3 separate regions of the Mus musculus genome follow, and regions 1 and 2 are each linked to region 3. Evidence: chromatin loops called from intact Hi-C (ENCODE). Cell type or tissue: heart. All regions are shown on one strand.

Evidence for each region. Peaks named below come from ENCODE experiments on the same cell type or tissue, not always from the same donor. Only the 100,000 strongest peaks of a DNase experiment are listed, where the experiment ranks them.
Region 1: a loop joins it to region 3, with 5 times the contacts of the local background. A loop is called at or near these places in 12 of 42 quality-filtered maps.
Region 2: a loop joins it to region 3, with 2.4 times the contacts of the local background. A loop is called at or near these places in 2 of 42 quality-filtered maps.

The regions. Positions count from the first base shown.
Region 1 is chr5:150,228,918-150,236,917 of GRCm38, forward strand. It overlaps a transcript of Fry not described here. Among named protein-coding and RNA genes, the nearest start is that of Fry, 27 kb to the right of the region's middle. In heart, CTCF peaks have their summits at 1,050 (motif pointing right), 4,420 (motif pointing right) and 7,891 (motif pointing right); DNase peaks (open chromatin) are centred at 3,434, 4,044 and 4,474; H3K4me3 peaks cover 553 bases; H3K27ac peaks cover 754 bases.
Region 2 is chr5:150,093,323-150,101,322 of GRCm38, forward strand. No RefSeq gene overlaps it. Among named protein-coding and RNA genes, the nearest start is that of Gm52797, 34 kb to the right of the region's middle. In heart, no CTCF peak of the experiment used is centred here; a DNase peak (open chromatin) is centred at 4,429; H3K27me3 peaks cover 300 bases.
Region 3 is chr5:150,422,500-150,430,499 of GRCm38, forward strand. It overlaps Fry (FRY microtubule binding protein), which reads left to right. Exons shown (of 61, transcript NM_172887.2): 36 at 211-293; 37 at 3,702-3,852; 38 at 4,529-4,632; 39 at 5,554-5,739; 40 at 7,227-7,425. Among named protein-coding and RNA genes, the nearest start is that of Gm36299, 19 kb to the left of the region's middle. In heart, a CTCF peak has its summit at 4,318 (motif pointing left); no DNase peak of the experiment used is centred here.

The DNA of each region.
Region 1 (8,000 bases), 190 kb before region 3:
CAAGCATTTATAGTGACATAATGTAAATAAAAGGAATGTGAAAATACCTTGAATGTTGTCAACAAATGGTTAGCTCTGTGGTTTTAGCCAGCAGTCTGTAGATCATTTGCTGTGCCCAGCTCTTCGGTCTTTTCTCTTATTAGTTCCAGCCATTAATATTCTTTATCCAAGAAAAAAAAAGATAATAAAAAGGCCCCAGGTCCCCCTCAAAAACTGTCTCTTTGGATCTTCTCTTAGCAACAAGCCTTTACCCGCTCTCAGGCAGCACGTCTGTCTGTCTCTTTTTCTATTTCTTTCTCAGCAAGGATTTCCTCTGCTCATGATTCAGTTTAATTGATGGGCACAGTTGGGAGAATTCGCAAGTAACAACTCAAATGTCATTCCAGCTCTCCCAGAACCATAATTAGTCAACGTGTCAGGATTTCCCGGGTCTAGCTGCCTTGTCTCTTAGCAAGGTCACTTCTCCTTTCTCTCTTCTCTCTAGGCTAGATTCAGGGTCACTTCTTCAGATAATATATTTCAGCTCAACCAATCCTTTCTTTGAGATCTGTTGAATTTGCCTTTCAGACCATCTGTTTATTTCTGATTTCAAAGACTAGATTTTCCTTACATAAAACTTTTATATCTCTTTTTCTTTAATATAGTTGTATACTCCTAATATTTTTTGGTTTGGGCCATACCCTTTAAAACATGTCTTCTAGTTATTGTTATTTTATAGTCTCTATTTCTTAATTCTGTCATTGAGTACCTTTGGAGGAAAGTCTATTTCTGCTCTTTTTTTGTCTACATATTATACTTTTAAAAAAGATTTATTTATTTAATATATGAGTGCTTTATCTGCATGTATGCCTGCACACCAGTAGAGAGCCCCAGATATTATTACTGATGGTTATGAGCCACCATCTAGTTGCTGGGAATTGAACTCAGGATGTCTGGAAGAACAGTCAGTGTTCTTAATCACTGAGCCATCTCTCCAGCTCCATATTATAGTTTTAAAAATTACTTGCCCTCATGTATGTATGTGCACTACCTGTGCGCAGTACCCGTGAAAGCCAGAAGAGGGCAGCAGATTTCCTGGAACTAGCGTTTCAGACGGTTGTGAGCTGTCACATGGGTGCTGGGTAACACAGGTGCTCTGTAAGGACACCTTTAATCCCAGGACTTGGGAGGCAGAGGCAGGAGAAACTCTGTGAGTTTAAGGCCAGCTTGGTCTACAGAGTGAGTTCCAGGACAGCCAGGACTACATAGAGAAACCTTGTCTCAAAAAACCAAACCAAAACAAACCAAAACAAAAACAAAAGAAAAACAAAAATCAAAACATGAAGTTTTCATCACTTTTCTAGCACCTCTAAAAGTTACTCTTTATATCCCACATTTCCTTGAATGTTAACTCCTTGTTAGCTTGTTAACTCCTTGGGGGTAGATTCAACTTTTTTCATCAAATATTTTCTTTAGGATTTTTTTATGGGGATTCTTTGCAGCCAAAACAAAGCAGTGTCCCTCTATCAGGACACTACTTGAGGACCTTCTCAGTCAAGAGTCACTCAAAACCAAATCTAAGGCCTTATGTATTTTGGACTAAGTGGTGTGAAAATGAACTCCAGGTTCAAATGCAGTCTGACTTGTGAGTCCCAGGTCTCGGCAGTAATTGCTTCTGTCTCCACAGTACCACGATCCCATACTTGTGTGTGTATGTGAGTGTATGTTTGTGCGTGTATGTGTGTTGTTTGTGTAAGAGTATGTGTTGTGTATAGGTGTATGAGTAAATATGTGTGCATGAATGTGTCTGTGTATGTGAGTGCTTGCATATATGTGTATTGTATGAGTGTGTGTGTGAGAATGTGTGTGTTGTGTATATGTATGAGTGTGTGTTGTGTATGTGTTTGAGTAGGTGTGTATTGTGTATGAGTGTGTGTGTGTGCGCGCGTGTGTGCATGCACGCGTGACCTTGGCTTGGACATAAAGCTGTTTTTCACATTCTTGAAACCTCAGCATGCAATGAAGGCATCAGGGCTGTCTCCATAGATATCTAACCTCATGATGCTGAACTGATTTGTCCATGGAGTGACCAAGGTTGCCAGAAGCAAGAGAAAAAGTTGTTCTGCCCTAACGTGGCCTTTGCTTGTGTCCCATTAGTTATGGCTATGGTGCCGCTTGTGTAAGTCCCAAGGGGTGGGGTCTGCAGTCCCCCTCTGCCTCTAGCAGGTCAGATGCCACTCTCAGCTAGGCTGGTGGGGGAGGCAGTCTAGGTTGAGCAGGATCCCAGTCTGGTTGGGAATGAGTGCCCGGGACACATCGCTTCTTCCCAGTGCTAAAGTCATCTCTCTGTGAGAGGAAAGAGAAGGCCTTCTCTGATGATCTTTAATGAAGCAGCTCTCTAAGACAGTCTTAGCTTGCTCATATTTCTTTATGGGGGTAGGTTTGAACACATACACTCCATTCAGGGTGAACCGAGGGTTATATAGTTTGGAGAAAGGTGTGAGAATATCCAGGGAAGAAAAAGGTCATTGGCTGAAGGCTACGGGTACTGAGATGCCTCATCTGCACGTGGAAGAGTTCAGGCGCTGAGCGATTTGACTGATTACTTGTGATCACCTGGTTGAGGCTTGCCTGGTTCCTTGCTCCCAGGCAAACATGGAACAGGGAGGGAGCTACCACACTCCTGCTGGTCTCAGGGTGAGATTCTAATCTCAGCTTTTGAGATTTCTGGAGTTTGGACATGCCCAACCTCACGTGTTCCATGCTAGTTCCTCTGGTGGCACAGTCCCCATGCCCTACAATAACAAGTCACTCAGACAGTCTCAGATTCCAGTAGATGAGTAAATTCTTCTTCCTGATACAAGGGTAATGTAAGTCAATATTGCAATGGAGATGCAAGCGGAGATGCTTTGTGACATCTGTGCTGCCAACCACTCTGGCCATAAATGCCATATCACAGAGGAAAGAGCGTCTTACCTAATAATAGCAGGATAAAATTTCCTCAAATAATATAGCTAGAATGGAGAAAAATAAATAAAACCAAAAAAAACTAAACAAACACACAAACAAATGCCTAGTACCCCGGGCTAGTGAGCATGTCCTTGCTAGAAATATCTTTCTAGAGTACAGAACTCTGTCTTCTATGGTATGGAGAAGGTCTGGCAGAATTGCCTATGTTTGGAGAAAAGGGCAGGACTCCACTGAGGAGACTGAATGAAGTCCAGATGAAAGGCAGGGAAGGCTCGAGGTGGGTGAGTGGGCAGGCCCTGGAATAACTAGGAAGGAGAGGATGCAACAGAGAGCTGAGGTTAGCACCAGGGAAAAGTGGTGTGTGTGTGTGTTTGTGTGTGTAATTTGATAACCGCCTGTACTGCTTTTCTACCGTTGGGCAACACTGTGTACTCACACAGTGGGAAGCCTGACCCTTTGCTCAAGGTCAGAACCAAGGCCTTGACCAACCTGAACTCTTCCCTAGAGGCTCTGGGAAGGCTGTTTCCTGGCTCACACCAAGTACTGCCAGTACTTACAAGAGGTGGTTCCTGTTATTGGCTATCACTTTGGATGTTGTAACCAAGTATCAACCGCGGGCTACGTGTCTTACACAATAAACAATTATTTTCTGGCCACTCTGAAGTGTGCCAGCCTAGTTAGGTATTATCAAGGTAGATGACGACTGTGTCACTGTCTAGTCACGTAACACAGAGAGAAACATGTAGAAGAAGATTCCTGCAGGCTCTTCTTTCTGAGGGCAGTAATTCTGAGACCCCGGGCTCCACCCCATGACGTCATCTAATCCTAGTGACCCTCCACAGGCCCCATCTCAAAACACCACCACTCTGGGGCTTGCCCCTTCAATACAAACTAGTTTGAGAAAGTACTGTTTGGTATCTGAGAGGCATTTCTTCCTTCTCTCATGGCACCTTCACCATGACAGCACAGGGGCATACCAAATCGGCCACCCCCGCCGCCCCGCTGCCCCGCCCCCCTCCCCTCCCCACCCCTCCCCTCCCCTCCCCGCTGCCCCGGGGCCTTGCATGTCTTTCCCCGGCAGAGGGCACTGTCTGTCTTTGGAGGCCCACCCGGATGGTTCCAGGTTGAAGTTCACTTCTGATGACTGATGTCAGCCAGGGGTGATGCTTCCCAGAGGTTAGGAGGCTGCGGTGGGGCATCTTTGGAAGACATTTCTGTGATTTCTGCGTACTGCATCGTCCCTTGTAATGAAAAAGTTAGACTCAAGGAGATTTCTTTGAAGATCTAATTTTATTGTGCAGCCGTATCACAGTATGGTTATCAGATGTAAAAGGCAGTAAGAAACCCCGCAGTAGTCATTCAGCCTTTTGAGGACGATGTCTGTCGTAAGGAAGGTGGACTAAGATCCAATAAGACAGGCTGGTGATGTTAGGTGGGTCAATGGCTTCAAGCATCTCTCTCCTTCTGTGCTAATTGCCGCCACTAGGTGTCACCATATGCAGCTGCAGAGACTATGAGTATGATTTGAAGAAGAGGTGAGCAGCTCCCCTTCCAGAATGTTCGGCTCCTCACCCATTGGGGAACTCAGAAGTCTGAGAATGATCACAGGAGAAAGGCGGACCTCCTCCACGGGTAGACAGTGCAGTCGCCTGGGGAAGGGGCTTATTGGCCTCACTGTTAACTTGGCTTTCAGACCCTGGCTGTATTCATTACACAAGTGAATAGACTGTAGATACAACTGGGAACCCGTGGGGCAGAGGACTTCTGGAGCCTGGGATGGAGGACCAAGGGGCCGCCCTTCAACTGTTCTTCAGCCTCAGAAAGGGAAGTCAAGTAAGAGGAAATAGTAGGAGAGCAACCCGTTTGCTATTTGTTGGTACTCTACCCAGGCAGATACTGTAGTAAGAAAAGCAAATCGAAAGGGGATGATGAACACTGCCTGGGCCCTGTGCAGTGTCCGCGAAGCTGGGCACAGCCCCGCCTGGCTGACCGCTCCCTGGTAGGGACCTATGTCCTGGGCAAACACCTGTTTCTCTGCTGGGGAGTTTCCACTCTGTCCAGAGCACAAACTCCTGAAGTATTCAAAGGTGTGTGCATTCTCTTCCCTAACAGAAGGGAAATATAATCTCTTTAATTCATATGTATGTATGTATGTATGTATGTGTGTGTATATATATATATACACATATATATGTATATATATATAAAACCTCTGGTCCCTGAAAGCTACTGGGGTGTCAGTTGGCCTTGGCTCATATCATCCACTCTGATTGGAAGGAACCATGGCCCACTGCTAAGCCTGGCAGGGAAAGAGTACACTTGGCTGCTTCAGAAGAAAAAACAGGCTCTGGGATGCAGGGGTAGGGAGGTGAACAGTATAAGGAATGTACCTCAAGCTCATGTGTGTGTGTGTGTGTCCATAATTATGCAAGGGAATATATACATATACCCATAATTATGTATAGAAATATATATATATATTTACATATATATATATATACATATATATATATATATATATATATTTGTCTTATAATCTGGTTATCCCCACTCAGTTGTGTGTCAGGCTCATGTGGATTACATCAGACTCAGAATATTTTTATGGTGGCAATGTGACTTTGCTAGCCAGGGTTTGCCAAGACATCATAGTGAGATGTGGTGTCTTTCAGGGAAGTGACTGAGCCTTCACCTATGTCAGTGATGTTTACCTGAGTCTTCTTTCAACTGCCTATTTCAGAGGTAGTATTGGTTTTTCCAAGTTCTGCATTCATAACTAGTCGATGGACCTGTCCCTTCCCCCCACCCCCGTTTGCAGCTCCATCATGATATTGCAGACAAGGGATGAGATCGTGTGTAGTCCTACCCACTGAGTACCAGGCCCCAGCACAGTGGTTCTCGACATTTCCAAGGCTGCAATCCCATAATTCAGTTCCTCCTTTTGTGGTTGATAAGTGAGCCAATTCAAGCCAAATTAAAGTATAAAGGCAGGTTTATTTGGGGCACCTCTCAGGCAAGTTCACTGACCACACAGGAGGGGCTGAGTGAAGCCATGCAGAGGGAGACAGGGGAAGGAAAAGAGAAAGAGAGAAAGCGTGCTCACAGATGGAGAAGAGAGAGGCAGCCACCAAAATGTCTCTGGGGAGTGGGGAGAAGCCCAGCCCCTGGGGTGTAAAATTCAGGACAGAGGGTGGGGTATGCCAGCATATCCTGTAACAAATAGGTAGGGACTGAGGGACCCGACGCTGGGAGAACCTGGAGGCCAGGTCCTCTTTGGTACGTAAATATGCACCTCAGCTGTTCTTCCCAAGTCTGAATGCCAACAGTGATGATTCCCCAACCAGAAAATTATTTTCCTTTCTATTTCAGAACTGTAACTTTGCTACTGTCATGAATTGTAATGTAAATAACTGATATGCAGGATGTCTGACATATGATCCCAGAGAGGTTGAGACCCACAGGTGGAAGACCACTGCCCTAGCAGATGCTGTTATGGAAATAACTATGACTATAAATATATTTGAAATTAAATTTGCTCCTTACTGTATCAACAAAGCCTAAACACTATTTATCCTTCAAGTTCCCAAGGCATATTCTGATAAAGGATCAATCTTAAGAAATGCTGCCGGGCAGTGGTGATGCACACCTTTAATCCCAGCACTTGGGAGGCAGAGGCAGACAGATTTCTGAGTTCGAGGCCAGCCTGGTCTACAGAGTGAGTTCCAGGACAGCCAGAGCTACACAGAGAAACCCTGTCCCGAAAAATAAAAATAAAAAATAAAAAGAAAGAAAGAAATGTTGTGTTTTGCTACCTGGCAGAAGTTTTCTGAGTTCTGGTTCCTGGGGAGGGGAAGGGGGAGGGGGAGGGGGAGGGGCAGTCCATCATCAGGCCACTCCACGGGTCCTTGCTTTGCTTCTCTCAAATTGCCCCGGGATTGGCAGACTCTGTGCCATGTGGGTGCTGGGAATTGAACCTGGGTCTTCTGCAAGAGTAGCTAGTGCCCTTAACTGTTGAGCCATCTCTCCAGCCCCTTGAGATATAATCTTCATCCTTTAAAATAAATTATTTGCAGAGCGGGGCCCAGGGGAAAATTTGCTTCTTGGTCTTAATTCTGCTTTATTTCTGTATCCCCTTGTAGACTCCCTCTTCCCTCTGAGAATGTGGCTTACACAGTTGGGCTTGAAAACATAGTTTATCCAATCTCAGGAAAAGTGGCAGTAGCTCGGTGACAGAGTGACCCAGTTACATGCAAGAGCCTGCTGAGTGTCTCCACCTGGTAGCCACAGGGACGATCAGGTGTCGCTTCAGAAAGGAACATCGGGCCAGGATCTTGTCCATTTCAGAGAGGCCAAACTCACATGTACTGAGTCTTCAAAAGGGCCACCAGTGAGAACAGCTTGTCTTTCTTAAACTCTGTGAAATTTTTTTTTGTTTTCTATTAAGGGAAAAAAAAAACCCTAAAATTGTATTTGCTTCTCAAAAGAAATGTGTTTCCTACTTCAGAGATAGGGTTAAGAAGACAAAGAAAGAAGAGTTAAAATTATTTTAGCTGCTCATATGTTTGGGGACTTGCACTGTCCTTTTCTTCCCAGTAAAAGTTGTTTTTAGCTGCAAGTTTTGTTCAGATAACTTTTCTAACTGTATGCCCAGCCATCATGTTCTTACATGACCTTCTTAAAATTCCATGGATGCCCATGTGACTCAGCTCCTACCGAATCCTCCCTGTGTATACCCTAAAGCCTAAAATTATATACCACAAAAGAATCTGTGTGTAGAATACTCACTTAAGAGGAAAGTTTCTTCTTTCATATTTTATATAATGAGGCTCTTGAAATGTTTGTTTGTGTGATCATCATGTGTGTGTAAGTGTGTGTGTGTGTGTGTGTATGTGCCTATGCACCATATGTGTTAGTACCAGCAGAAGCCACAAGAGGGCAGTAGATTCTCCTAGCACTGGAGTTATAGATGGTTGTGAGAGGCCATGTGGCTACTGGGACCAGGACCCAGGTCTTCTGCAAGAGCATCCAGTGCTTTTCACTGCTGATCCATCTCT
Region 2 (8,000 bases), 330 kb before region 3:
CAAAACACCCATGGAAGGAGTTACAAAGACAAAATTTGGAGCTGTGATGAAAGGATAGACCATCTAGTGATTGCCATATCCAGGGATCCATCCCATAATCAGCTTCCAAATGCTGACACCATTGCATACACTAGCAAGATTTTGCTGATAGGACCCAGATATAGCTGTCTCTTGTGAGACTATTCCAGGGCCTAGCAAACACAGAAGTGGATGCTCACAGTCAGCTGTTGGATGGATCACAGGGCCCCCAATGGAAGAGCTAGAGAAAGTACCCAAGGAGCTAAAGGGAACTGCAACACTATAGGTGGAACAACAATATGAACTAACCAGTACCCCTGAGCTCTTGTCTCTAGCTGCATATATATCAAAAGATGGCCTAGTCGGCCATCACTGGAAAGAGAGACCCATTGGACTTGCAAACTTTATATGCCCCAGTACAGGGGAACGCCAGGGCCAAAAAGGGTGAGTGGGTGGGTAGGGGAGTGGGGGGTGGTTATGGGGGACTTTTGAGATAGCATTGGAAATGTAAATGAGGAAAATACCTAATAAAAAATTAAAAAAAAAAAGAGTCGTTCGCACACCATGTAAGACTTTGTTGAGGAAAATAAATGCTTCCTTTGTATTGGAAATATCGCTCAGAGACAGCCTCTGTGTTACAACGTGGGCCTGTGTCCACTTCAACTCTCAGCTATGGGACTCCATCAGGCCCATACCTGTGCAGGCTCTGTGCATTCCACCACAGGCTCTGGGAGTTCATACGTGCACCAGTCCTGCTATGTTTACAAGGCCGTGTGCCCTTCGTCTTCTCCATCCCTGTTTGCTCTTGGACTCTTTCTGCCTCTGGGATTAGAAGACCAGGGTTGTGGGCACAGTAGCTGAGTTTTTTATTTCTAGGCTGTTTTCTCTTTAACTCATCCTCCAGTCCAAACCAACATGTCTGGCTTGCATTGGGCTTGCCAAGCCTGGCCTCTGTGGGATGATGTTTTAAAAGGCCTCTTTCTCCACATCTGAGCCTCACCTCCTGTGACAGATACAAGAATGTCTACTGTCCTTACCTGCATGATCAAACCGAGGCTATTCTTATCAGTGATTTGGGGAGAAACCCCCCAAGTTCCAGAGAAATGCTTCCTACATCCTGTAAACTGGTTGAAACTTGTCTACTCGCGACACATTACTGTAAGTGGCTCTGGTATATTTCCCCATAAATCATGGACAGGATGGATGGGTTACAAGGGAAGAAACTGAGGACAATTAGGACACACTGTGGAAGTGCAGAGCCTGGAACTAAAGTCCCCTAAAACCTCCACAGATCACTCCAACCCACAGTGACACTACATAGACCAACCAGTTATGACAGGAACTACATCTAGACCATCAGTGACCAAGCCATCTCAGTCAATCAACAGTCAAGCGAGGGAGTGAAGATTGAAAAAGAAAACCAGACAAAATTATAACATGACTCCAGCTCCAGGCTGAAGCAGGTTTATGTCTCTCCAGCCTGCTTTTATATCATTCTAGGTGCATCCAAAACACATGGTCAGTTCTAGATCAAAAGCAAAGTCATCAGGCGAAGTAGTAAACAGGAAGGTCACACAAGATACTAATTAAGTAAAGTATCGAACAAAAGGATCACACAAGGCAGTAAGTAAAGTAATAAACAAAGCCCCATGGTCACTCTTTCTAATATTCTTATCTGAGCCTTCTTCCTTGTCCAAACCCAGTGACAAGTGCCAAATTCCTAGAAGTGGCACCAAAAGCTCTCAACATCTCCCCCTTTTTGACTTCATAAACCAGGCTATGCCTGTCTTAGTTGATTCTGACAAGGATGCCTTCCTTACCCATCTTGGAATTTACATTTTCAAAAACAATGTAATTCTGTCTTAGGTTGGTAAGGCACTGTACAGAAAATTACCCGTCTTTGGCCACCAGCCTGTTAGATTAATAACCCTGGCTGGGGGGGGGGGGATCCATTTTTAGTTTCGAGCCATGTATTTTGGCCGTCAACATGTTGATGTTGTTAAAGGCAAGTTTCATCACAAGGGCAGGAATAAAAGTATTCCCAGGACAAGGAAGGCTAACATGGTCAAGCTATATAAGCCATTCTTGAAACTTGACAAAGATGGAAATACTGACCCTTCAGCCATGAATCAGGATGACCAAGATAAAAGGAAAGCCATGCACTCCTGGGCAGAGTTTACTTCAAGCTTTGTATTCCTTAAATTCATGTTCTCCTTACACAAAGTTAAGCTATCCAGAGAGGTGTTAGAATTATGGCAAACACCCTGCAAGTGTCTTTGAATTTTCCATTGATATTTAACGTGACACTTGAGATGACCTCTTATTCTTAAACTCTGAGCCTCCTCTCCAGTAGTTTGAATAGTATCAATAAGAATGTCAATTTGTTGTTCTAGATGTCTATCTGAATCTTCTTGAAAACTCAGAGCACTAATAACATTTTTTGCTAAGTAATTAACAAAAGTAGCTGTCCTAACTTCTTGTGTCAAAGCAATTACAGAAGCAGTTGGTGCTAATTAATATAATCAAAGCTGCTACACCAGCAATCATCAAGTCCACTCCACCTTGCTCCTGCTTAAAGCCTGACTCACTTCTTCCAGTATTTACAAGTCTTTTTCAAAATGCCAAGGTCTTGTAATACTCACAAGCAAAGAACCAATAACACTCTTCTTTTTACGTGTATGTGGGTGCCTATGGACCTCAGAGGTGTCAGATCCCCCAGAGTTAGACTTACATGTGATTGTGAGCCACTTGGTTAGAGTGATAGGAATCAAACTCAAAGTCCTCTGGAAGAATAATATGTGACCTTAGCCACTGAGCCATCTCTCCAGCCCCATCCAGGAACACTTATGGCTTATTGATTCTTTGCACTTGAGGTGCTATCTCAATGGTTCGTGACTCATGTACCACTGCAATGGGAATCAAAACCCTCTCCTGCTGCAAGCAGAGCCCAATTGTGACAATGAAATCCAGAGTCAGAAGAAAAGGCAGCTATGGATTAACCTACTCTTCCCTTTGTGGTAACTGAGTTTCCTTGAAACTGGATTAGATAAACATATCTCAGTCTCTCCCTGTTAAGACCTATTGTGTGTATTTAGATAGAACCACACACTAAGGGGCTGGGGAGATGGCTCAGCAGTTAAAAATGCCAGCTGCTTTTACAAGGACCAGAGTTTGGTTCCCAGCACCCACGTGGTAGCTCATAACCATCTGTAATTATAGTTCCAAGGGATCTGACGTACTCTTCTGGCCTCCGTGGGTACCAGGCATGCACATGGTGAATGTATGTATATCCAATCAAACACCCATACACATAAAATAAAACTAAAGTTTATACAAACACATTCAGACTTTCCAAGTATTGAGATTCAAATATTGAGATTCAAGTACAAAAATCATTCCAATTATTAACTTCCTGATCTATTACACACTCTTCAGGAAAAATTATGGCATGTGTGGCACAGCCACACAAGCCCTGAGGTCACAGCTACTTGGGAAGCAGAGGCAGGTGGATGGTGAGTTCCAGGCCAGCCTGGGAAATTTATAAGATCCTGTCTATCTTTTGTGTTCTTGGTGGGGATCATTGTCCTTTATGAATCTCGTTGACGATTACATCAGTGTTTCATGTACAGTTCCATTCTCCCCACAGAGAATCGGCTACATTAATGACTGTGTGCGATGGCTCACGTGTACAACCCCAGAACTTGGGAAGCTTGTCTCAAAAAAAAAAAAAAAAGTAATACACTGTTAAATATTTAATCACCTGGTTTAAGACCCATGTAACTATTTTTAACAGGATAGAAAACTCTTAATTTTAAAATGAAAGTCCCAGGCTGGAGACCAGTGATGAAGATGATGATGTAGATGAAGATGTGTAAATTCCCTCTCAAAGAACTGCAAGTGAGGGAGGCTTATCCTGGCCGGTCATGGGCCCAGGGTGAGGGATGCCCTTGGAGTCAGCTGAGAACAGAAGAGCAGGTTGCCGAGGAGCCAGATCCTGCAGAGAAGGAGGCTCCACTGGGAAGCACGCGGGGAAGGAAGAAACGCTTCCTCCTTTATCCCCCATCTCCCCTCTCCCTTTTCCCCTTCTCCTTCTCCCCCGCCCCTCCCACCCCTTGTCTATCAGTGACAGTGATCAGATCTCACAACTAAGAATGACCCTGGAGTTTGCTATCTCTGAGCCGAGGCTGTCAGATGAGTCAGTCTCAGCATCCATGCGAAAACTTCTGAAGCCCCAGCCTTGTTGTAATACCCGCAATTGCCTCCCTCCAACATGGTGATGGATACTGCTTGGTGAGAGGGTCCTGAAAGCACAAAGACAGGTCCTCCACCTCCCAGTATTGTGGTTGCTTCCCTTGTTTACACTGCACATGGAGTGTGCAGCCTGTCTGAAGGCTAAAACATGAGCCAACCCAGGGAATGCCTTGAAAGTCTCAGGAGGGTCTGCGGAAACCAACCTAACACAGAGACTGCAATGTTATGTGTGGCCAGCAGAGGCCTCTAGCGGGCTGAGGAGAAAAGTGGCCCAGGTGACAACTCAGGCTTCAGTTCCTTGACTGCTCAAGAGAATAACCATAGAAAGACTAGCTCACACGTTCAGCTGACTCTCCCCGTGCTCTGCGCAGGCTCTGACTATCCAGGCCCCAGGACGGAGCTGCCTTGGGCTTCTCTGTTGTACTCTTTGGGACCACACTTCTACTCTGTCTACTGCAATTTCAGCAAAGTACTATATCGTGGTTTCGATTTTTAAATGATTTTCTTTTTCCCCTGCATACTTTCTTCTAATTCTATTTACTCATCTATTCATTACTGGATAAAGCTTTTTCCTCCTCATTTCTTTTTGATTCTGTTCTCCTGTGTCGTTCCCCCCCCCATGTTCCTTGCTAGTTATTACTAATATTTCAGGGTTTTAAAAAATCTTTTAATTATTGGAAAATACTTATTCTGTTTATATGTGTGATTATATATGTGCGTGTACATGTATACACATACATAATGTTTGCGTGTGTTATTGAGTGTGCAGGACATGAAACTATAAAAGGGACCATGACACTCTAAAGAGACATCTTAAGGGAGGAGGAGAGAGAAAGAGAGGGAGATTGGGCACATATGACATCAAAGCAGATAGGAGACTATCAGGAGTGGGCAGCCAGCAAGAGAGTCTGGGAAAGGTAGTGGGGAGAGGGACAGGTTAGAAGGCGGTGTGCAGACACATGTATAAAAACACTGTGATCCAATCCTGACTCAAGGGATAAAAACAAAGTTTCTTTTCAATCCCCTTATCTTAATCTCAAGATGACAACATAAGTACAGTTACTGTTTTTTCCTTATTGTTCGCAGTACCGAATCAGAATATTCAAATACGACCATTTAAAGTAAGAGCTCTTGTCGAGTGTAGTGGCTCATGCTTGTATTTCAGGACCTGAAAACTAAGGTAGGAGGGATTGCTGAGAATTTGATGCTCATGTTGGGCTACACAGACTATTCCTGCCAGGCTGGGCTTCAGAGTGAGAACCTGTCTCAAATACAGCAAAAGTAAGAGGTATGCACGGAAGTTGTGGGCTCTGCGGTAAAGTACCCGCTGCGCATGTGCGAAGCTCTGGGTTCCACATCCACAACAAGCAAACAGATCCACCCAGCTCCTTTTTTTAGCTGGATGTGTTTGTACCCTCTGTGATTCCAGCGCTGGAGAGGCCGGAGAAGGAGGGACACGAATTTGAGGTCAGCCTGAAGTACAGGTTGACTTCATGACAGTCAGAACTGCATAGTGTAGGTTAGTTACAAGGTTAGCCTGAGCCGGACGTGGTGGCGCACGCCTTTAATCCCAGCATTTAGGAGGCAGAGGCAGGCAGATTTCTGAGTTCGAGATCAGCTTGGTCTACAAAGTGAGTTCCTGAACGGCCAGGGCTATATACAGAGAAATCCTGTCTCGAAAAACTAACTAACTAAATAAATAAATAGGTTGCCTGGGTTGCATAGCAAGGTCCTGTCTGAAAATTTTAAAAATTAAAAATTTATAAGTAAAACACACGAATGAGAGCAATGACAGGAAGCATGATGTTCATCGGGAGTTTAGTAGATCCCACTGAGCAGTTGAAGGAGGATTTACAGACTGAGACATTGATTGGTGCTGGTTGACCCAGCTTTTTGTTTGTTTGTTTTGTTTTTTTCTTCGTTACAAGCCTTAGAGACAAATGTTATATTCTGTTGCCTTTGAGGCAGGAATTCTTTCCACCTGCCTCCCATCCCTCTGCAGGTTGTAGTCTTCCTTAAAGTGAGTGGCTCTTTGTTTCTTAGAAATTTTGAAAAGATTCTTTTCCTTTTTTTTATTTGGTATTTTCTTTATTTACATTTCAACTGTTTTCCCCGTTCTAGGTCTCCTTGAAAAGATTTTTTTTTAATGCTTATGTATGAGTTTCTACATGAGTGTATTGCACATGGGTGCAGGTGCCCATGCAGCCAGAAGAAGGCGTTGGATCCCGACATCCAGCTGTGGGCCCAGTGTGGGTGCTGGGAACTGAACGTGATCCCTCGGGTAGAGCAGGAAGCTCTCTCAAACAGTGAGCTGTTTCTATAACTCCTACAAATGTGCTCTTTGTCAGCCAATAAGTTAAAAAAGTTGGACAAAAGGTTTGATTGTAGCATAATAATGTTTTTAAGAAAGTGAATTCCTCTATCGGGTCTGAGATGGCTCATCAGCAGGTAAGAGCACCGGCTGCTCTTCCAGAGGACCTGGGTTTTGTTCCCAGAACCCACAGAGGGCAGATCATAAAGTTGATACTCAGCTCCAGGGCTCCATGTTTGGAGAGTGTAATTCTAAAAGCTTAAGAATTGGAACCTTAGAGCTCCATTCTTCCTCCCTTGAGGAAATGCCTCCATGAGATCCAGGTGCAAGGCAGTTTCTCAATTAGTGATCAAGGTGGGAGGGCCCATTGTGGGCGGTGCCATCCCTGGCCTGGTAGTCTTGGATTCTATCAGAGAGCAAGCTGAGCAAGCCGGGGAAAGCAAGCCAGTAAACATGGAAACATCCCTCCATGGCCTCTGCATCAGGTCCTGCTTCCTGACCTGCCTGAGTTCCAGTCCTGACTTCCTGTGGTGATGAACAGCAAGGTGGAAAGTGTAAGCTGAGTAAACCCTTTCCTCCCCCCCCCCCCAAAAAAGCCGTCCATTCTTATAGCTGGGTATGGTGGTTCATAGTTATAATTCTAGACTTGGGGCATCTGAGGCAGGAGAATTACAAGCTCACAACTAACATGGGCTGCTAGCAAAACCCTGACTCAAAGAAACAACTGTTTACATACAGAGCTGCACACTCCCCACAGCAGGGCATGTGGGCTGTGGATCACTCACATGTGTTGGATCAAATCCCCGACAAGATAATGACTAACAGAGGGGCTACCAGGGAGGCACTGGAGAAGATGCTCTCGTTCACACTGAAACATCCAGAATGAGACCACCCAGATCAGTCCAGAATAGGAGCATGGCACCCCACACCCAGCATGAGTGAGAGGGGTTTTATGAATTTAAAAGGTGCAAGGTGTCCGTGCTTAACCAAATGTCTCCATAAGTCTAACTAACTTCTGCCTTCTCTCCTCATCCTCACCATCTGACCTCTGAGCCTCTCTCTGCACTCCCACAGCCGTGCTTTGGTTCCTTGGAGTAAAGGTTTCCTTCCCCTGAACTTTCTGAATACTAGGACCATTTCTTCCTTGTGTTAGATCCATCACACTTAGGCCAGAAAGAACACTTCCATCCATGCTCTCTGAAGGGGAAGAATGGAATGGCTCATAGTGGCGGCTAAATCAAATAAAACCAATATTCCAGAAGAAAAGTATATTTCTGTGTCTAGAAATATGAGGAAATTGTGTAACACTGTAAAAACAGACATCCATGCAGGAAGAAATAGTAGCATAATATGATTGCTATGTATGGAGATCATAATGGAGGATATGATGTGTGTGTGTGTGTGTGTGTGTGTGTGTGAG
Region 3 (8,000 bases):
CAACCATCCAGGGCTACATAGTGTGACTCCCATCTAAAGAAAGAGGAGGAGGTGGAAAAAGGAAAACAGAAAGCACCATCATTAGAACTAAGTGGTCCCTGCCCCGCCCCCAAAAAGGGAAAAAGCCAACCCCTAACCTGTCACATCTGCTCCTGGGCAACAGCGCGTTCACACAGGACACCACTTCACAGCTGTGTTTTGTTTTTGAAGGTTTAGCAATGTGATCCGAGCCCACACTCGCCTGGAGTCAAGATACAGCAACAGCTCGGGAGGCTCGTATGATGAGGATAAAAGTGAGTACCAGAGGCTGCGGGGTTCCGGCAGCACGGAGCTGGTACTGGGGAAGGTCTTTATTATTAAAGGCGGGAGAGCCTAACCGGTCCTGGGGAGTCTGTGGTCCCGCTGCTTTCCACGGTGGTGCTAGGCTGAAGAACGCCTGGTAAGACGTTATCTCACTGAAAAAAATTGGGGGGCTGGGCAGATGGCTCAGCAGTGAAGAGGACCCAGGTTTGGTTCCCAGCACCCATATGGGGCCTCACAGCTGCCTGCAACTCCAGCTCCAAGGGGTCTGACCCCTATTCTGCCCACCTTGGGTGTACACAAATTTAATTATATATATGTAAATTTTTTATATATTAAAATTGAGTTTTGGAACTGTCCTGGAAGTGATTAAGTTTTCAGCCTTGTGCATCTAGGGTCTGAGTGTGGGATATGACCTCCTGTTGAAACCCCCCATGTCATAGTCTCAGAAACCCTTGCTAAGCTAGGAGATGGATTCCTATGGGAATTTCCTGAAGCCACAGTCAGTTGAGTAAACTAGAAATGTTAATACACTTGTAGCTTTTGGGGTTGGGGGGCAGATAGCTTCTGTAGAACCATCAGTATAAATATAAGTTGTCTAGGAGTTAAGGAAACCAGAGAAACAAAGGACACACCAACAACCGGAGTCTGTGTTGTGGAACTTTCTTAAAGAATTGTTTAAAAAAATTATACAAAATAAATACTAAAGATATAGACAGTGACTTTAAATAGAATTGGTGCATAAAACAAAAATAAAATACATCTGATATAATTTTTTTAAAAAGAATTGCTATATTTCTAATTGTTTACATTACGGGTGCTTTGCCTATCTGTGTGCCTATACCACCTGTGTGCGGTACCCATGGAGGCCTGAAGGGTGTCATTCTCCCGAGGACTGAAGTTGCAGATGCTTGTGAACTGCCCTGTGGACGCTGGGAATCAAAGCTGGACCCTCTGGAAAAGCAGCACAGGGTTCAGTCCTCAGCCTCACATAGCAGCTGGTAACCCTCTGTCACTCCACTTCCTGGGGATCTGACGACTTCTTCTGGCTTCTTATGGGTAACTGCACACATGTGGTGCAGAGACACGCATGCAGGCAGGCATACCACACACATACAAATAAAAATAAGTATAAATTTAATTGAGTCTTGAGGAGGTTAAATGGTATACGGACAACTGCCCCACCGTGCGGCAAACATGGTGGAGCAACACCCACTTCTCTGTGGTGAGGAGAGAAAGCCCTCAGCCAGCCAGCTGCTCTGAAGTGTGTCCCTATGCTCAGGGTGCAGGGTATGGACTTAAATCCTGCCCTGCCTTGCAGAGGTTGGCTTAGGGAGCCCAGTGCTGGTTTAAATGCTGCTATCTTTCCAAAGGCAAGGTGTTCTAGGGATCCCAGTCCCAAAGCATGATGACACCTCATGGGCAGGTGGCATCTCAAGGTTTGAGCAAAGCACCCTTAGATGTAGAAATATTTAATCTTGACCTGGGGTTTCTACCCTGCCTTTGACCATTTAGTTCCCAGATTAAAACCACACACACAACCTTTATATTTACAACAACCCTTAAACTGTACAAAAGCTGGACTGCTGCCTACCCTCCGTGCTGTTAGAATCTACTTTCCTATCGATAACCCCGAGTCATTGCTTACTGTGTCCGTCTGGGATGCTCTTAGCTCCAGCCAGCCAGCCCTCAGGGCCATGTTCTTATGGCTCACCTACCCCATGGCGGCTTCTCCTTCCTCCTCCCTTACCTTCATCTCCCTCGTGGTCCCTCTCTGACCCCCAAGCCTGGGAAACCTAAACCCCACATATGACTCTTCTTCCCAGGTATTGGCTGTTGGCATCTTGATTTACCACTCTGAAATAACTTGGGGAGAAGGTGTACTTGCGGGCTCTCTCATCTCTGGGACAACCAGGTGTCAGGAGCTCACACTTAGCATTCCAATAGATAGCAAAAGGATAAACCTCAACACCCGCACATCATTTCTTTTGATTTCTCAAAACAGCCATAAATAAATAAATAAATAAATAAAGTATTCTCTACTATGCTCTTGTGACAGAGCACTGGGTGAGGTTAAAAGAGAGACTAGAAGAACATTCCAGTCAGAGGAACAGTAGAAAAGAAGTTCCTGAGACTAGACCAAGTCTTGTCTAGCCATGTACAGAACAGCAAGGTAGACATCGTGCCTGGGGTGGAGGGAACAGTGGGGGCATGGGAGGCAGTTAGCCATAAAAGAGGAGCTCGGTAGCCTTGACTCCTCAGGTCATTTTGTGGGCTGCAGGCTTCCTTAAGGGAACCTCTGGACAGTGGACAAGGAAAGACACATGGCCAGTTTTTCCAAAGATGGCTCTCTGTAGAACACGGGGTGTGTGTATAGTAGAAGCAAGATGGCAGTAAGGAACCATGGTAACAGAGGAAAGTGGACCAGACACAGAGAACAGTAACCATGGTAACAGGAGAGTGGACCAGACACAGAGAAAAGTGACAGAGCTCGGACACGTGGTCAGATGGATACAAGGGGTGTGTTTACAGGCAGATCTCTCCAAATGTGTTGAAATGTCAGTTTCCTCAGCATAAAATGGGGGTGCTCGTAGTAGATAGCCATGACTAGACTCTTGAGGTAAAAAGTACACAGGACAGTGCCTGATGTGGTAACTGTCTGGGTCAGTCCCTTGTGTTGTTGCAGAATGACCCTAGGTCTCTTGCTCTATGTTAGCTTGAAATACAGAATTGCATTTCTCTGCAGTGGAAATCATAATTGAACATTTTTTATATAAATTATTATTTATTTATTTTATATATGTGAGTACACTGTCTCTGTCTTCATGCACACCAGAAGAGGGCATCAGATCTCATTACAGATGGTTGTGAGCCACCATGTGGATGCTGGGAATTGAACTTCAGACCTCTGGAAGAGCAGCCAGTGCTCTTAACCACTGAGACATCTCTCCAGCCCCATGATTGAACATTTTTTTTTTAAAGATTCATTTATTTATTATATGTAAGTACACTGTAGCTGTCTTCAGACAATCCAGAAGAGGGAGTCAGATCTTGTTATGGATGGTTGTGAGCCACCATGTGGTTGCTGGGATTTGAACTCCGAACCTTCGGAAGAGCAGTCGGGTGCTCTTACCCACTGAGCCATCTCACCAGCCCGATTGAACATTTTAAAATGTATTTTTCTTTGCTCTATAATGAAGAACTACAAATCGTTAAGTAATAATTTATCAAGTAATTACATAATCAACTAATTCTAACCCAGTTGATGGTGCAATCCACACATACTGAGCCGACATTCTGGCAAGCATGCACTTACAAGATTTTTCCTAAAAGCACGGACTATGGTAAACATAAGTCTTTTCCCCAGAAAGTAAAGCAGCCATGTCCTCCTCACCCTGCAGATGATCCCATCTCTCCCTACACCGGCTGGTTGTTAAGTATTACGGAAGCCAAGCAGCCACAGCCCTTACCCATGCCGTGCAGTGGAGGATGCTGGGCCCCCTTGGTCGACTACCTCCCAGAGACCATCACTCCGAGGGGGCCGCTGCACAGGTGAGCAGCATGCATAAGCAAAGGGAGACGGGAGCCTTGACCAGACTTCTCTATCAGTGAGACGGGGACTTTTGCCAGGTCTCACAAAGGAGGCCCTTTTTGAATCCGTGTGACCTTGCCGACCAGCTTCTAGAACATTAGCAGTTTAGCGAAATCTCAGCCTATGACCCTCCGAATTTTAACTCTATAAGATCGTGAGACTTAATTCAATGCTGCTTGTTAGACGGCACCACGCAATGTATACGAGTGGGCTCAACCTCGATGTCTCCTTTTTCTTAAGTTCTTGTTGCTAGAAGATTCACGGTTCTGTGATAAGATTTATGGATATTTCCTGTAGTGGGGCTCTGTGTTGTCTCTGGGGAGCTGGAGAGATGGCTTCACAGAAGGCCTGGATTTTATGGCCAGCACCCACCTGGCAGCTGCTGCTAAATCCTGTTCCAGGGGGAACCCAGTGCCCTCTTCTGGCCTCCATGAGTACTGCATGCATGAAGTTCACATTTAGACACTCTTATATGCAGAGTAAAATTAAATAAATCTTAAAGAGTCTCTCTCCCTTGTATAAATATTTCTATCATTTTTTTAGTGATCCTATGCAGCATTGAATTGTGACTTGACCTGTTGGTGTATTTTCATCCTCTGTAGACGTTCATGCTCATTTTTCTGTTTTGATGGGCAGGTGTAATATTGCTGTGATCTTTATGACTGAGATGGTGGTGGATCACAGCGTGAGGGAAGACTGGGCTCTTCATCTTCCATTGTTACTTCATGCTGTCTTTTTGGGTAAGACTGGCTCTAAGGGGGATTCTAACCAACAGGATGATAAACATGCAGAGGTCTGGGCAGTGCTGGTGAACATCTTTTAATCCCAGCACTCAGGAGGCAGAGGCAGGCAGAGCTCTGTGAGTTCGAGGCCAGCCTGGTCTACAGAGTGAGTTCCAGGACAGCAGGGTACACAGAGAGGCCCTGTCACCTAGGCATGTGTTTCGTTACACATAGGTTACACTCTGAAGTGAGCCCTTTCCCTCCTCAGTTCCTTTCGGTGTTCATTTCTATCATATGTAACGTTCCAGGTCATCAGTTATCGTGCAAAACTGGCATATCTATAATCTAAACGTATTAATGATGCATCTTTCAAGACACCCAAAATAGTGTGGACTTATTTAGGGGTCTTTGGCTGAGGAAACAGATGGAAAGCCATGAAGCCTTGTCAAAGCAAAAAGAGACATAACAGGGAATGTGGCAGGCTTAGCAGCTAGCTTGAGATGTCCAAGTGTCAGGCAAGAAGTGGAGGGGAACCATCTAGAACGTCTGTTAAGTTAGAGAGCCTGGTGTGGTGACACACGTGTATCTGTGATCCCACCACTCAACGGCTGACCGAGGATCTCAAACTCAAAACCAGCCTGCACTTCCCAGCAAGACAGAGCTCACAAAGACATGTTTCTATTAAACAAATAAACAACAACAACAACATTTTAATAGCAGATGGGGGAAGAGATAAAAGAAACCCACAGAGAGGTCAAGAAAAGGTCACCTGTCAACATTTATTCAAGCACTTCATTTAAGTCACAAAGTATCTTATTTTTCCATAAGCCCAACTTCTTTATGTTGATTTCTCCCAGCATCCCAGAGTCTTCGCTATCCACAGAATCTCAGTGAGCTTTAGCAGCTGTTTATATTAAGAGACTATGCCCTCTGTTCCAGGTTTGGACCATTATCGGCCAGAAGTCTTCGAGCACAGCAAAAAGCTGCTGCTTCACCTCCTCATCGCCCTCTCTTGCAACAGTAACTTTCACGCCATTGCCTCTGTACTCCTGCAGACCCGCGAGATGGGGGAAGCGAAGACACTAACCATGCAGCCAGCTTACCAGCCGGAGTATCTCTACACTGGTAAGAGGAGAATTGAAGCTGTGTAGCAAGTGCAGGAAGCTGTGCAGTTCATGATGTTATGCTCAACTTTCTGCATGATAAAATGTTTCGTGTAACATGCCTCCAAAGCACCTTTTCATGGCTGAGTATCTTAAAGTGCATTTTTCATAAACCTTTTATCCACTGCCCTGTGAGTATGTTCCTATTGATGTATTTACACGGAAGGATGAAGTTGTGAAATAAGGTGACTATGCTCCTCGCCCCCCTCCTGCCCCCCGCCTGAGCAGGACAGGGCAAGCATGCAGGTGTCTCTCTTGTGCTTTCTTATTACCCTGAAGGGGTTTTTGCTTTATGGAGACTATGTTTTACTGAAATCTGACAGAACACAAATTTTAAAAATAGAGAAAAGGGAGGTAGTTGTATGTATACATTTTTAAACCACAGTATAACTAAAGATATTCAGTGTTAAATATATAATGAAAAGAACAGTATTCTCTTATAAGTCTTTGAATACCATGTGATATAGCTCATTAAAAGATGCTAATATAAGGTTAGGGTATAGATCAATGATAGAATATACACTTAGCACACATGAGGCCATGGGTCTAATCCCAAGCACCAAATACATATATGCATGTATGTACACATTGTATGTTCATACACACACACACACACACACACACATATTAGATACACACTTAATCAAGCTCATAGCCACATTTACTCAAAAACGTTAAATATAACTTACAAGCAGCCATTGGTTAATATTTCTTAAAGAAGTCATTTTAAATTGTCCAATACTTGAGACTAATTTCCTGACAGTATAGTTGGTGACTGACCTTTGGTAGCTCGGTTATTTATTGGTCAGGCCAGTGTATGTATAATACATATATGTACCACCCCTTTGCCACAACAGCCAGCCAAACCCCAATGTGAGATACAGCATCTCTCCCCATGGTGCCAGACACTGGTGTGCGCAGCAGTGCCTCTGAGGCCTATCATAAGCAAAGAAAAAACATTTGTGCCAGGCAGTGGTGGTGCACGCCTTTAATCCCAGCACTCAGGAGGCAGAAACTGGAGGATCTCTGTGAGTTCAAGGTCATCTGGGGCTACACAGAGAAACCCTGTCTTGAAAAAAAACAAAAAAGAAAAGTGATCGCTATTGATCATGACGACATAACCTCATAGCCTCAGTCCAAATCAAGTGGTTTTTGTTTTGTTTTTAAAGACTTATTTATTTATTTTATGTATGTGAGTACACTGTAGCTGTCTTCAGACACACCAGAAGAAGGCATCGGATCCCATTACAGATCATTGTGAGCCACCATGTGGTTGCTGGGATTTGAACTCAGGACCTTTGGAAGAGCAGCCAGTGCTCTTAACCACTGAGCCATCTCTCCAGCACCCTCAAGTGTTCTTTAATGTCACCTTATTCATACCTACCTCCAAGCCCCTGCAACCTTGCTGGCACCTTAGCCCTTTCTTCCTTTGCCTTCTCGTCCCACTAGGCGGCTTTGACTTCCTGAGAGAGGATCAGTCATCCCCAGTGCCAGACTCTGGCCTCAACTCCAGTTCCACCTCCTCCAGCATCAGTCTGGGGGGCAGCAGCGGGAACCTCCCACAGATGACCCAAGAGGTGGAAGATGTCGAAGCAGCCACTGAAACGGACGAGAAGGCCAGCAAGCTCATCGAGTTTCTGACGACCAGGTAATGGGGGTGCTGGGCGTCCGGCTGCTGCTCCAGACGGCTGCTGTTGAAAAATCGCCAGCCCTTTAAACCACACAGCTGGGAAATCGATCTTTCTGTTTGGAAGAAGTCCTACTTCCTCCTGATTGATACTGGCCAGAGTCAAGGGCAGATGCTGTGAGAGGTGTCTCCTATCCCATCGATGGAATGATAGGTCGGCAGGGAGATTTGGCATATAATGATAAGATGGTGCAGCAGACAGTAATGCTCTGTGATGTGAAGTCATGTTGTCCTTTCTGAGGACTTCAGTCTTACACGTTAGGCTCACATCTGTCAACAGCACGGCTGCCTCTTAGAGTCTGACAGTAGAACCACATGGTGGTAGTCACCTCAAGATCTCCTGGAACTAGAGTTACAGATGTTTGTGAGCCATCATGTAGGTCCTGGAAATTGAACCTGGGTCCTCTGGAAGAGCAGCCAGTGCTTTTAACCACTAAGCCATCAATCCAGCCCATCCTTACTGTTCAAACACAAGCTTAGATAACAGAAGCCATTTTCTGTTGGTCCATGGAATCTTACACCTTGGCAATGATTCC